5 separate regions of the Homo sapiens genome follow, and all the other regions are linked to region 1. A link is a contact called in ENCODE Hi-C or POLR2A ChIA-PET data. All regions are on one chromosome and are shown on one strand. Each heading gives the region's core, a stretch centred on a gene start or an enhancer-like site at or near the end of the contact. The rest is flanking DNA. Distances are from core to core; before and after follow the strand shown. Region 1 holds the start of ZNF816 (zinc finger protein 816). Region 2 holds the start of ZNF845 (zinc finger protein 845). Region 3 holds the start of ZNF83 (zinc finger protein 83). Region 4 holds the start of ZNF701 (zinc finger protein 701). Region 5 holds the start of ZNF677 (zinc finger protein 677).

Region 1 (2,700 bases), core at 30-2,529:
TAATCCTGACGGTCAATAGGACAAGGGTAACCCCCCAAGTTGCCATTTTAGTCCGAGGGGAGGTCCCCAGGCCCTTTCCCAAACCAGTGTTTCAAGCCTTTTATAATGAGCTAAATCTGCCAGCACCAGAGCTTCCAAAAAAGACAAGGAACTTGTTTCTCCAGTTAACGGAAAATGTAGCTCATTCCCTCAATGTTGCTTCTTGTTATGTACGCGGAGGAACTACTGTTGGAGACCGATGGCCTCAGGAAGCCCGAGAGTTGGTGCCCACTGATCCAGTTCCTCACACAATTCCAGCTCAGAAGGCCCAAACTAGCAACTTCTAGGTCCTAAAAACCTCAGTTATTAGACAATACTATGTAGCTAAGGAAAGAAAAAACTTCAGCAACCCCGTAAGAAAGCTCAATTGTCTAGGACAGAAGTTGTATACAACAGCACAACAAGGACAGTCACTTGGTGAGGCTTAAACCACACTGAAAAGAACTCATTACGTAAATTTTCTAAATTACAGACTGCCTAGGCTCATCCAGAATTTCATTGAGACTGGACGGCCCCCGCTGGACTATACTAGTCCAGGCACAGAGACTATACTATACTATACTAGTCCAGGCACAGGCTATACTAGTCTGTAGGCACAGAGACCCATCTCCAACAACAAAGAAGAAAAGTGAAAATCTGGGTCCTGGCTCTGGGAATCTAAGGCCAATTAATGTGAACTTTGCAAAACTAGACCAAAAGGAATAACCCCATCTCCCCACCCGTAGTAACAAAGGATCAAAGGGTACTCTCCCTGTAGCCCTCCCACTTCCACCACGTCTCAGATGGAAAGGGAAAGAGCCCAGGAGTGGCCACAAAGCACCGGCCACCCTGGGGCTGCGGGGCTGCAACGCTGCGCTCCAGGGGCCGACTAGAGCGAGGCTGGGAAGCGCTCTTGCCCAGGGCAAGAATCCAGCTCCGGGTGAGGACTTGAAACAGCGCGAGGCGGGAGGACGCGTCAGAAAGGGTTTTGCTAAGGAAAGTTTCGCGACAGGAGGTGTCTGCACGGCCCCACTGCAGAAAGACCGGGGACGGGACCAGCCTCAGGGCAACTTTAAACTCAAAAGGAAGCGACTCACGGACTCTCACCCGGACGTTTCAATTTGCTCTGGGTTGAGAAAAGAGGGGCCGGAACCTGCAGGTCTGTGGGGACCCCACGTCCCCTATATAGCAGCACCAGACAACTAGGAAACGCACACGCCGCCGTGCAACTTTCAGTCCACGCCATCCGCTTCCGGGTCTGTGCCAATCGGCGCAGGACAGAAGCGGGACCTGGGCCAGATCCCCGAGAGGTGGGCGGGGCCTGGGCGAGGCCGGGGCGGGGTGCAAAGGACAAGGGGCCCGGCGCGGAAGAGAAGAGTCTTGGGCTGGGAGGAGTCCGCGGGGGCGGGAAAGGGGCGGGGCCTGAGCTTTTCTCCATCTCGCTCTCCGCGCCTCTGTTTTCAAGGTTTTAGAGGTGAAACCCGCCAGTGAGGCTGGAGCAGCTCAGCAGTCAGGGAAATAGTACCTCCCTGAGAAGTCGCCGTGTGGCGGTAATTGGATCCGGGAAAGTTCCTTGCTATTGAAATTTATTTTAGCAATTTAATTCCAAAGCCTGGAAGTTGTCTACGGCAGGAATGCAAACTAGAATGCGAAATGCAAAGCCTTGCCTGAGCGAAAGGTACAATTTCATGCTGACGGTCCACAGAACAGAATAGAAATCCTCTCCCTTTCAATTCTCCATTCACTGGAGTGGGAGAGTCCACACTGTGCTCAGCTCCTGAGACTTCCCTAGGGCCACCGTCTGGGGTGCGGAGCAGAGGAGTGTGCTTAAACACAGCAGGGATGCGGGCGGGGTGGCAGGAGTCTGGGGTCCCCGCTACTCAGGAAGCAGGGGCGAGAGGATCGCTGAGCCTGGAGTTCCAGGCCAGCCTGGGCGACAAAGTAAGACCCTCTATCCCAGAGCTCCCTCCTCCGTCTCAATAAACAAAAAAGTGATTTAAAAAAAGCACTGACATTGTAACAGTGCATATAAGTTGCCCAGTTGTTTCTTACGTTTATTATTTCATGCTGCACTTAAAATGAGTTATTTTTGTCGTGGAAAAGAATCAAACTGTAAAATATCTTAAGAGATTTATTCTAAGCTAAATATGAATGACCCTCAGGAGGTCCTGAGAACATGTGTCCAAGGTGATGGGGAACAGCTTGTTCTTAGACATTTTAGGGAGGCATTAGACATCAATCAAATACATTTAAGAAATACGCTGCTTTGGTTCAGAAAGGAGGGGCAACTCAAAGCGGGGACTTCTGGGCTACAGGTAAATTGAAACATTTTCTGATTGACAATTGGTTGAGTTTGTCTAAATACCTGGGATCAACGGAGAGGAAATGTTCACGTTAAGGTAAAAGATTGTGGAGACCAATGTTGTTTTCAAGTCTTCTATTGGCTGCCCTTAGAGATAATAGATGATAAGTGTTTTCTATTCAGACCTTTAAACAGTGCGAGATTCTTACTTAATCTCTTCAGGATTGGTAGGGCCTAGAAGAAAAAGATCTAGCTATGTTAACAGAGATTCTTTACAAATGCACATGTACCCCTCACAAAGAACAGCTTTGCAGGACCATTTCAAAATATGGCACAGAAACATGTTTTGGGGTAAAATATTTTGACTTTCTTCTTTGTCA
Region 2 (2,730 bases), core at 1-2,500, 370 kb after region 1:
CAGTACCCGTATCTCGGTAGGAAATTAAATATTTCAAACATCAAATAATTCCAATGTAAATGTATGGATCTTTAAATAATTCTGAGCCTTGAAAGGAATGTGGTCATGCAAGCTGAGTCCAGTGGTATGCAGGCGCAACTTCTAAGAGTTTTCCTGGCCAGACGCGGTGGCTAACGCCTGTAATCCCAACACTTTGGGAGTCCGAAGCAGGTGGATCACTTGACGTCAGGAGTTCGAATCCAGCCTGGCCAACGTTGTGAAACCCAGTCTCTACTAAAAATACAAAACTATTAGCCAGGCTTGGTGGCGCGCGTCTGTAATCCCAGCTAGTTGGCAGGCTGAGGCAAGAGAACTACTTTAACCCGGGAGGTGAAGGTTGCAGTGAGCCGAGATCTCGCCACTGCACTCCAGCCTGGGTGACAGAGAAATACTCTGTCTCAAAAAAGAAAAGAAAAGAAAAGAAAAATCTAAATATAAAAATGAAAGTAATAGATCTCTTCCACAAATGTGCTGGGACAACTAACTGGATATCCACGTGAAAATGAATAATGTTGGATCCCTAACTCACAAAATCAAAAATTTTATTTAAAGAAATTTTAAAAAAGGAGAGAGAGAGAGACGAGGAAGGGAGCGCTGCCGGAGGAGGTGTTACTTTGTCGCCCAGGCTAACTTGGACCCCCCCCCCGGCTCAGCGATCCTCCTGCCACTGCTTCCTGAGTAGCTGGGACCTCAGGCTTTCGCCCCGCGCCCGCATCTCTGCTGTGTTTAAGCAGTAGGTGGTGACCTCACTCCTCCCTGGCCTGAGCACTCCGTCCCGCATCCCAGGGGGAGGCCCTAGGGAAATCTCTGAAGCTGAGGACAGGGTGGACTCTCCTTTCCCAGTGAATGGAGAATAGAAAGGGAGAGGATTTCTATTCTGTTCTGTGGGCCGTCAGCATGAAATCGTATGTTCCACCCAGGCAGGGCTTTGCATTTCACATTCTAGTTTGCATCCCCGTTTCAGACAATTCCAGGGCTTTTGAATCATGCCTCAGCCTTCCTGTCCGGTCTCGCCTCCAAAGCTCGAAAACAAGAGGCGCTGGGAGCGAGGTTGAGAGACGCACGGGTCCCACCCCGGCCCCGCCTTCTGCCAATTCTAAAGGGGAAGGTCTCTCCGCTTCGCGCCCCGCCCCTACCTCGCTCAGGCCCCGCCTACCTCCCCGCGGGTCCCGCCCAGGCCTGGCTTCTGTCCTGCGCGCGCAGATTCGCGCAAACCCGGAAGCGGATCGCATGGAGTGATGGTCCCACCGCAGCGGTGAGTTTTGCTCTGTGTTGTGTTAAGTCTGCGCTTCCCAAGTCCCCGGCGCTTCTGTACCTGGGACGTGGGGTCCCCATAGACCTGGAAATTCTCACCCGTGTTCCTTCACCTAGAGCAAATTTAGACGTCCTCGTCAGAGTCCAGGGGTCGCTTCCTTTTGGGTTTAAAGTCGCCCTGAGGATGGTCCCTTCCCGAATCTTTCTGCTATAGGGCAATGTATACACTTCCCATCGCGTAGTTTCCCTGCTCAAAACCTTTTTCTGACTCCTCCCGACCCGCACTTTTTAAAGTCCTTACCGCGAGGCGGATTCCCGCCCTTGGCGCCTCCCAGTCTTGTCTTAAGGCGCCGTCGCCCCCCACCTCCCTCCTCGTTCCAGGCCCTTATGCTCCCCAGGTCTCCCCACCGCAGTCACCGCTTACCCTGAGCCCGCGTTGGGGAGGTGCCCGGGGCTGTCCTATGACACCGGGTGTTCTTGCCTGCCCTGCACCAGCCCCTGGAAAATGCGCTCCTCCGGGATGCAGGCGTCTTACTCCAAAGCCCTCCTGTGATTGTGTTGGCCAAAGGGATCAGGAGACTGAGAGAGAGAGCAGTAGAAAACCTGAGACAGAGAAAAGAAGAATGAGAAAGACCATAACAGATGGCAAAGTAGAGGATGAGTGAGGGATTTGCCAAGAGAGAGCAAAAATGAAAAAAACAAAACAAAACAAAAAACAGCAGGAGGAGCAGATCCCAGGGAAAAAGAAAACAAGAGCTAGAGAGAGAAGGGGAGAATGAGAGATATGTACAGAATTAGGGAGGGAAGCACAGTAATGAAGAAAGGGGGGCTGGGCGCAGTGGCTCACGCCTGTAATCCTAGCACTTTAGGAGACTGGGGCAGAGGGATTGCTTGAGTCCAGGAGTTCAAGACCGGCCTGGGCAAAATAGTGAGACCCCCCCCCCCATCTCTGTCAAAAAAAAAAAAAATTTAACTGGGCGTGATGGTGCACACCTGTAATCCCAGCTGCTCTGGAGGCTGAGGCAGGAGGATCACTTGAGCCCAGGAGGTCCAGGCTGCAGTGAGCAGAGATCATGCCACTGCACTCCAGCCTGGTCAACAGAGCAGAGCCTGTCTCAAAAGATTAAAAGGGGTGGGGGACTTTGGGTTCAGATGAGTGGGTGAGTTCATTGGATATGATTAGTTGTGATATGTTGACTTCTGTTTATATAATCTAATAACTTAGAACTTGTTTAAATTATACAGATGATATTGAGAATTTTAAAATTCCTATCTATAAGACACATACATTCTGTAAATCTTGGCATTAGAGGTCAGCTTCCACTTGGAATCCCTATTCAGCCAGAGGGTAGTGACTTAATTCAATTGTGAGAGCCTCTCTTCCCTCTTCCCATGGTGAGGTAGGAAATGGGGCAGTGAAGTGGGAGAAAAAAATCA
Region 3 (2,747 bases), core at 23-2,522, 320 kb before region 1:
TCCTCTCCTGCTGTTTATCCCCTTCTTCCCTCTATTCCTTCTCTTCCACCTCTTCTGCTCCATCCTCGCAACTTACCTAACTTCTTGCTGTTCCTTCTCCCCAATCGTTCTATCGTCCTCAATCTTGATATATTTCCGCCTCTTCTCCCATCTCTGTGCATCCTCTGCTCTCCCTGTTAAATTCCGTCTTCCCTGTTATACCCCCTGTCCCCAATATGTGGAACCACAGATCCCCAGGTGTCCTCCCTGCTGTGGTTCTCCCTCTGTTCTCCTTGCCACCAGCACCACTCTGCTCTGTCTGCCCTGGCTCCAAATCCCTCCTCCTCTCCCTCACTCTGATGAGATTCCCTCTTTGCTGCCCCTCTCCCTACCTTGCTGTCCTTCATCTCTCTGTACATCTAGGTTTCTCTACGTTTCTCCAGTTACTTTTCTCCTCCTGCTTTCTTTTTTTTTCTTTTCACTTTTGCTGTCTCTTGACAAATCCATCACCCACCCTCTACTTTGCCCTCTGTTATGGGTCTTTCTCATTCTTTTCTCTGTCTCAGCTTTTCTACTGCTCTGTCTCCCAATGCCTTTGGCCGACACAATCACAGGAGGGTTTGGATAAGACGCCTGCATCCCGGAGGAGCTCGTTTTCCGGGGGCTGGAGCTGGGCAGGCAAGAACACCCCGTGTCACAGGACAGGCCCCGGGTACCTCCCCAACGCGGGTTCAGGGGAAGAGGTGACTGTGGAGGAGAGACCTGTGGAGCAGCAGGGCCCGCCACGAGGAGGGAGGTGGGGGGGAGACGGCGCCTTAAGACAAGGTTGGGGTCTGCAGGATTCCAGGACCAGGCAAAGTACGCGGCCTCCCTGGGACTGGGGCCCTGGCGCTGCGCTCCAGTGGCCTACGAAGGCGAGGGTGGGAGGCGCCCAGGGCGGGAATCCAGCTCTCGGGTGAGGACTTTAAAAAGCGAGGGGCGGGAGGAGTCAGAAAACAGTTTTGAGCAGGAAAACTACGCGACAGGAAGTGTATACATCGCCCTACAGCAGAAAGACCGGGGACAGCCCAGCCTCAGGGCGACTTTAAACCCAAAAGGAAGCGATATCCGGACTCTCATGGGGACGTCTCAATTTGTCCTGGGTGAAGGAAGAAGGGAGAGAATTTCCAGGTCTGTGGGGACCCCACGTCTCAGGTACAGCAGCGCCGGGGACCTGGTAAGCGCAGACTTAATAGAAGAGCGAAACTCACCGCCACGGTGTAACTTTCACTCCACATAATCCGCTTCCGGGTTTGCGCGCATGTGCGCGCGCAGTACAGAAGCCAGGTCTGGGCGGGGCCCGCGAGGTGGGCGGGGCCTGGATGAGGTAGGGGCGGGGTGGGAAGCCGAGAGACTTTCCCCTTTAGAACCAGCAGTGGGCGGGGCCAGGGCGGGACCTGTGAGTCTCTCAGCATCGTTCCCAGCGCAGAGGCATTTTTCGGGTTTTGGAGGCGAGACCGGCCAGGAAGGCTGAGGCATGATTCAAAAGCCCTGGAATTATCTGGAACGGGGATGCAAACTAGAATGTGAAATGCAAAGCCCTGCCTGGGCGGAAGGTACAATTTCATGCTGATAGCCCACAGAACCGAATAGAAATCCTCTCCCTTTCTATTCTCCATTCACTTGGGAGAGAGTCCACGCTGTGCTCAGCTTTAGAGACTCAGGCCACTGCCTGAGATGCAGGATGGAGTGCTCAGGCCAAGGATGGGTGAGGTCACCACCTGCGGCTTAAACACAGCTGGGATATGGGCGCGGGAGTGGGAGCCTGAGGTCCCAGCTATTCAGGAAGCAGCGGCGGGAGGATCGCCGAGCCTGGGAGTTCAGGCCAGCCTGGGCGACAAAGTAACACCCCCTCCCGCAGGGCTCCCTTCCTCGTCTCTCTCTCTCTTTTCTTTTTTATAATAAAATTTTTGATGATGTTACATAGGGATCCAACATTATTCTTTTCCACGTGGATATCCAGTTAGTTGTCCCAGCGTATTTGTGTAAGAGATCTATCAGTTTCTTTTTTTGTTTCTTGAGATGGAGTTTTGCTCTAGTTGACCAGGCTGGAGTGCAATGGCGCGATCTCTGTCTCCCAGGTTCAATCGATTCTCATGCCTCTATCTCCCAAGTAGCTGGGATCACAGGGATGTGCCACCATGCCCTGCTAATTTTGTATTTTTAGTAGAGATGGGATTTCTCCATGTTGGTCAGGTTGGTCTCAAATTTCCGACCTCAAGTAATCCGCCCGCCTCGGCCTCCCAAAGTGCTGGGATTACAGGTGTGAGCCACCGCGCCCGGCTTATTTTCTTTTATATATTTAGTTTTTTCTATTTTTTTTTTTTTTTTTTTTTGAGGCAGAGTTTTCTTTTTTGGCCAGGCTGGAATGCGGTGGCGAGATCTGGGCTCACTGCAGCCTCTGCCTCCTGGGTTGAACCGATTTTCCTGTCTCAGCCTCCGGAGTAGTTGACATTACAGACGCGCACAACCATGCCCGGCTAATTTTTGTATTTTCGATACAAACGAGGTTTCACTATATTGGCTAGGCTGGTCTCGAACTTCTGACTTCAAGTGATCTGACTGCCTCAGCCTCTGAAAGTGCTGGGATTATAGTCATAAGCCACACTTCCTGGCCCAAAAAATATTCATTTCTTTACTCTTTAAATTTTGAGAAAATATAATGGAAAACAAAAAAAATCTTCCCCCCAATGAGAAATCATCTTCACGATGATAATAGTGAAAGAAAT
Region 4 (2,700 bases), core at 62-2,561, 390 kb before region 1:
CAAGTCCTCTTCCCTGAGGACTGATCAGTGTTTATCTTGAAAACATGTATTTGGGTTGTATAGAACAGTGAAGTTTCTTTCTCTCTTTTCAACCTCTCAACTGTCCTCTATTTCCCATCACATGCTGGTCTAAGGCCTATTTATTAATAAAATAGTTTTTATTTCTTTCTCTGTTATCGTCGTGAAGATGATTTCTCATTTAGGGGAAGATTTTTTTAGTTTTCAATTGTATTTTCTCAACATTTAAGAGCGAAGTGAAGAGTATTTCTTGGGCCAGGCACAGTGGTTCACGCCTGTAATCCCAGCATTTCAGGAGGCCGAGGCAGGCGGATCACTTGAAGTCAGGAGTTCGAGACCAGCCTGGCCAACATGGTGAAACCCCGTCTCTACCCAAAATACAAAAATTAGCCGGGCATGGTGGCCTGTGCCTGTAATGCCAGCTATTCCGGAGGCTGAGGCAGGAGAATCGCTTCAACCCAGGAGGCAGAGGCTGCAGTGAGCCGAGATGTCACCACTGCACTCCAGCCTGAGCGACAGAGAAATACTCCGTCTTAAAAAAAAAAAGAAAAGAAAAAAAAGAAAGTAATAGATCTCTTCCACAAATGTGCTGGGACAATTAACTGGATATCCACATGGAAAAGAATAATGTTGTATCCCTATCTCACACAATCAAAATTTTATTTTAAAAATTAAAAGAGACGATGAGGGGAGCCCTGCGGGAGGGTGTGTTACTTTGTCGCCCAGGCTGGCCTGGACCCCCAGGCTCAGTGATCCTCCCGCCTCTGGCCCTCAGGCTCCCGCCCACCTGGCCGCATTCCTGCTATGTTTAAGCAGTAGGTGGTGACTTCACTCCTCCCTGGCCTGAACACTCCGTCGCGCATCCCAGGCGGAGGCCCTAGGGAAGTCTCTGAAGCTGAGCACAGGGTGGACTCTCCCTCCTGAGTGAATGGAGAATAGAAAGGGAGAGGATTTCTGTTCTGTTCTGTGGGCCGTCAGCATGAAATTGTACGTTCCGCCCAGGCAGGGCTTTGCATTTTACATTCTTGTTTGCATCCCCGTTCCAGACAATTCCAGGGCTTTCGAATCGTGCTTCAGCCTTCCTGACCGCTCTCGCCTCCAAAGCCCGAAAAATAGAGTCGCTGGGAGCGAGGCTGAGAGACGCACAGGTCCCGCCCCGGCCCCGCCCTCTGCCGGTTCTAAAGGGCAAGGTCTCTCCGCCTGGGGCCCCGCCTCTACCTCGATCAGGCCCCGCCCACCTTCTCGTTGGCTCCACCCAGGCCTGGCTTTAGTCCTGTGCGCACACATCCGCGCAGACCAGGAAGCGGATCCCGTGGAGTGAAGGTCGCACCGCGGCGGTGAGTTTTGCTCTGTGTTGTATTAAGTCTGCACTCCCCATATCCCCGGCACTTCCGTACCTGGGACGTGGGGTCACCACAGACCTGTAAATTCTCGCCCATCTTCCTTCAACCAGAGCAAATGCAGACGTTCCCCTGGGAATCCGGAAGTCGCTTCCTTTTGTGTTTAAAGTCGCCCTGAGGCTGTTCCCGTCTCCAGTCTTTCTGCTACAGGGCGCTGTATACACTTCCTATCGCGTAGTTTCTGTGCTCAAAACCGTTTTTTAACTCCTCCCTCCCCGCGCTTTTCAAAGTCCTCACCCGAGATGTGTATTTCCGCCTGGGCGCCTCCCAGTCTCAACCTTTAGGCGCCTGAAGCGCAAACGTCGCGATCCCAGTCTCAGGGAGGCCGAGTTCTCTGCCTGGTGCTGGGATCTTGTGGACCCCACCGAAGGCGTCGTCGCACCCCACCTCCCGCCTCATGCTGGGCCTTGCTGCACCCCAAGTCTCCCCTTAGCAGTCACCACTTTCCTTGAGCCAGCGTTGGGGAGGTGCCAGGGGCCAGTCCTGTGACACGGTGTGTTCTTGCCTGCCTAGCTCCAACCCCTGAAAAATGAGCCTCTCTGGGATGCAGGCGTCTTACTTCAAACCCTCCTGTGATTGTGTGGGCTAAAGAGATCAGGAGACAGAGAGTAGTAGAAAACCTGAGACAGAGAAAAGAAGAATGAGAAAGACCCATAACAGATGGCAAAGTAGAGGATGGGTGAGGGATTTGCCAAGAGACAGCAAAAGTGAAAAAAAAAAGATAAGAAAGCAGGAGGAGAAAAGCAACTGGAGAAATGTAGAGAAAAGCTAGATGTACAGAGAGATGAAGGACAGACAGCAAGGTAGAGAGGGGCAGCAAAGAGGGAGGCTCATCAGAGTGAGAGAGAGAGAGAGAGAGAGGAGGAATTTGGAGCCAGGGCAGACAGAGCAGAGTGGTGCTGGTGGCAAGGAGAACAGAGGGAGAACCACAGCAGGGAGGACGCCTGGGGATCTGGGGTGCTAGAGAGTGGGGACGGGGGGTAAAACAGAGAAGAGAGAATTTAACAGGGAGAGCGGCAGAGATGCAGAGATGGGATAAGAGGCGGAAATATATGGAGATTGAGGACGATCGAAGAATTGGGGAGAAGGAGCAACAAGAGATTAAATAAGACGTGAGGATGGAGCCCAGGTAATTTTTGTATTTTTAGTAGAGACGGGGTTTCACCATGTTGGCCAGGCTGGTCTCGAACTCCTGACCTCAGGTGATCCACCCGCCTCGACCTCCCAAAGTGTTGGAATTACAGGCGTGAGCCACCGCACCTGGCCACCCAAGCATTCTTGA
Region 5 (2,700 bases), core at 156-2,655, 290 kb after region 1:
ACCTGAGGTCAGGAGTTCGAGACCAGCCTGGCTAACAAGGTGAAAATCCCGTCTCTGCTAAAAATACAAATTCACCGGGCATGGTGGCGCATGCCTTTAATCCCAGCCACTCGGGAGGCTAAGGCAGGAGAATCGCTTGAACCCTGGAGGCGGAGGTTGCAGTGAGCCGAGATCAAGCCACTGCACTCCAGCCTGGGTGACAGAGTGAGACTCCGTCTCAAAAAAATAAATAAATAAATAAAAGAAAGCAAAAGAAAGCATTTAAACCTCATAAGCTGAACAATACATTTAAGAGAAAATACTTTGAAAATTTTTTTTAAATCCAATAAATTATGGAATTACATTTAAGACAAGTTGAATACACGTCAAATTTAGAAAATGACACAAGCCACACACAAAAAAGGAGGGAATAATATTGTTAATGTCTGTTTGCAAAAGCAGCATACGGTGTCACAGTTTCTTCCCATTTCTTGACTCTCCTCAAGATCAGAGAAAGGGAAGAGGGTGAGCTGGAATTAACTGAGCTAAGTCAGTTAACCCTCTGGCTGAATAAGGGTTGCTTCTGATGTAATAATTAGAAAACGCAGAAGCCTCACACCGTAGTTTTGCAATTTTCATGCTCTTCTGCACAAACAATGAAGCAAATTTTAAATTAATTATAGAGCCATACATCAGTACTTCACAACTTAATGTTCCATATTAAATCAATCCACACTCACATGGATTTGGGTGCCCCCCCCTTTCTCCACCATTATGTGATTTTTTTCCCCCTCTCTATAAATGTTTCTCTTCCACCTTCTGTTTCTTTCCTTTTCTTTTTCCCATTTCGGCGTTTTCCTGTCCCTTTCTGCTCATTTGGCTTCCCTTCCTCTCCTTCTCTGACAGAGTGTTTGGCCCCATCCTGGTAGCATCCTTTTTTTCAGTCCCTGCTATTGTTTCTGATGGCTCTCTAATTTCGCGCATTTCTCCCTCTTTATCCTCCATTTCTGCTTCCCCTCTGTTCTCCCTGGAGAAGGGCGAAGGGTGTGTATCCACCCCGAGTGAGGGCTTTACCAGGGGGAGGGAAGAGGGAGTCAGAGAAGAGTTTTAAGCAGAGAAACGACGCGGTGGGCGGTCGGTGTCCACACTGACCTAAAGCAAAAAGGTCGGGGCCAGTACCCACTTCAGAACGATTTTAATCCGAAATGGACGCAGATCTCTAGACCCTCTCGGAGCGACGGGACTGGGAACGTCTTAGGGCCACGCCGCGAGAGGAATGAGCAGGTTCGGGGTTTTAACCTACAGGGCGACCCCAAAACCCGACAGCGGAGCGTGGGAACCTGTGGCCCGCGAGGCGCAGGCTTGAACCCGAAAGACGGAGACTCACCCGAGAGCGCCAGTAGCCCCGCGAGATCCGCTTCCGGGTCGGCAGGAACCTGCGCGTACGCGAGTGCACTGGGGCGGCGCAAGGGGCAAGGGCAGGGGCAGGGCGCGGACAACTGTGGGGATGGGCGGGCAAATGGCGGGGATGGGCGGGGACAATGGCGGGATGGGCGGGGACAATGGCGGGATGGGCGGGGCCTAGGGGTCGGACTGCCGGACCTCTCCTCGGCGCGTCCCAGCGACTTTTTTAGGCCTGTTTGTCGCCCAGCAGTACTCGATTCTTCACTTTTGGATTCCCTTGAATCTCTATGGTGTCCTTTGGAGCCTAGCTAAGTAAAAAATTAGAGACCTGTGGGCCCCTTATATTGGAATCGGAGCTTAAGATGGGAAAGGTTTGCTTGAAAACGTTTCTGCGAGCGATGGAGGCGCGTCCTGCGACGAGGCGGGAGGAGCGCTGGGACCTGGTGGATGGGAGAGGGCGACGGTATAAGGAAGCTCTTGGATCCAGGAACTTCTGAAATCCGGACGATTAAAATTTGTATTTAATTAAGCGAAAGCTGGAGTTGTCTGCGTAGGTGATGGAAACTGGAATGAGATGCATTTTTGTGCCTGTGCGGAGTGTACAATTTTATATTGACTTTCACTGGAACGTAATTTTTATTTCCGCTCCCCAGTCACCCAGGAGGCAGAGATGCACCATGGGCTGAGTTCCAGAGAATTTATGGGGTCAGACCCTGGGCGGTGGGGGGTGGAAGGCTGAGGCTTGGCTTTAAAAGAACGCAAAGTTCTGCTTGTATCGATCTAAATTTATTTTCCTTTATTATCCTAATGCACATTTCTTGAGATAAATTACAAATCCAAGTGCTGGATTTATTGGAGTTGGTATGTTGTGTTTTGTCTAAGTTATTAATTACTAATATACTATCGTTATTATTATTTTTATTATTATTTTGAGATGGAGTCTCTGTTTCCCAGGCTGGATTGTAATGGCGCGATCTCGGCTCACGGCAACCTACGCCTCCTGGGTCAAGCGATTTTCCTGCCTCAGCCTCCCGAGTACCTGGGACTACAGGCGTGTGCCACCATGCCTGGCTAATTTTTGCATTTTTAGTAGAGACGGGGTTTCACCACGTTAGCCAGGTTGGTCTGGGACCCCTGAGCTCATGTGATCCGCCCACCTGGGCCTCATGAAGTGCTGGGGTTATAGGCGTGAGCCACCGCTCCTGGCCTTTAGTCTGTAAAGTCTTTATTCTCAGTTATTTGGAAGAGTATTTTTAACATAATATGTGCTTGGCAATTCTCCTGGCCAACTGAATTGATTTCTCTTGGGCCCAGAGA

The links. A loop is a pair of places that touch in the nucleus more often than their neighbours do. ChIA-PET counts read pairs that join two places held with the same protein, here RNA polymerase II (POLR2A). Pooled maps may share reads with other maps.
Region 2: a map of naive thymus-derived CD4-positive, alpha-beta T cell shows a loop between it and region 1 (3-fold over the local background). The contact joins the promoter of ZNF845 here to the promoter of ZNF816 in region 1. A Hi-C loop is called at or near these places in 4 of 168 maps with a recorded cell type or tissue (HAP-1, KBM-7, heart left ventricle and 1 more), 8 of 37 single-sample maps with no recorded cell type and 14 of 50 pooled maps. POLR2A ChIA-PET finds 5 or more read pairs at or near these places in 2 of 52 experiments (HEK293T and activated B cell).
Region 3: a loop to region 1 is called in a map of B cell, with 30 times the contacts of the local background. The contact joins the promoter of ZNF83 here to the promoter of ZNF816 in region 1. A Hi-C loop is called at or near these places in 4 of 168 maps with a recorded cell type or tissue (B cell, CD14-positive monocyte, CD4-positive, alpha-beta memory T cell and 1 more), 8 of 37 single-sample maps with no recorded cell type and 16 of 50 pooled maps. POLR2A ChIA-PET finds 5 or more read pairs at or near these places in 1 of 52 experiments (Caco-2).
Region 4: a loop to region 1 is called in a pooled map, with 12 times the contacts of the local background. The contact joins the promoter of ZNF701 here to the promoter of ZNF816 in region 1. A Hi-C loop is called at or near these places in 4 of 37 single-sample maps with no recorded cell type and 13 of 50 pooled maps. POLR2A ChIA-PET finds 5 or more read pairs at or near these places in 1 of 52 experiments (WTC11).
Region 5: a loop to region 1 is called in a pooled map, with 6 times the contacts of the local background. The contact joins the promoter of ZNF677 here to the promoter of ZNF816 in region 1. A Hi-C loop is called at or near these places in 6 of 50 pooled maps.

Annotation. Positions count from the first base shown.
Region 1 is chr19:52,961,602-52,964,301 of GRCh38, forward strand. It overlaps ZNF816 (zinc finger protein 816), which reads right to left and starts at 1,280. Exons shown (of 4, transcript NM_001202457.3): 1 at 1,126-1,280. It overlaps ZNF816-ZNF321P (ZNF816-ZNF321P readthrough), which reads right to left and starts at 1,280. Exons shown (of 4, transcript NM_001202473.2): 1 at 1,116-1,280. RefSeq lists an enhancer at 998-1,247 and a silencer at 1,308-1,507.
Region 2 is chr19:53,332,499-53,335,228 of GRCh38, forward strand. ZNF845 (zinc finger protein 845) reads left to right here and starts at 1,251. Exons shown (of 4, transcript NM_138374.3): 1 at 1,251-1,294. RefSeq lists enhancers at 367-1,231, 1,330-1,379, 1,650-1,739 and a silencer at 1,040-1,259.
Region 3 is chr19:52,637,083-52,639,829 of GRCh38, forward strand. It overlaps ZNF83 (zinc finger protein 83), which reads right to left and starts at 1,273. Exons shown (of 3, transcript NM_018300.4): 1 at 1,230-1,273. It also overlaps the pseudogene LOC124904757. RefSeq lists enhancers at 201-719, 720-1,237, 991-1,110 and a silencer at 1,321-1,520.
Region 4 is chr19:52,568,976-52,571,675 of GRCh38, forward strand. ZNF701 (zinc finger protein 701) reads left to right here and starts at 1,312. Exons shown (of 4, transcript NM_018260.3): 1 at 1,312-1,355. RefSeq lists enhancers at 1-521, 1,331-1,580, 1,741-2,349.
Region 5 is chr19:53,253,468-53,256,167 of GRCh38, forward strand. ZNF677 (zinc finger protein 677) reads right to left here and starts at 1,406. Exons shown (of 5, transcript NM_182609.4): 1 at 1,367-1,406.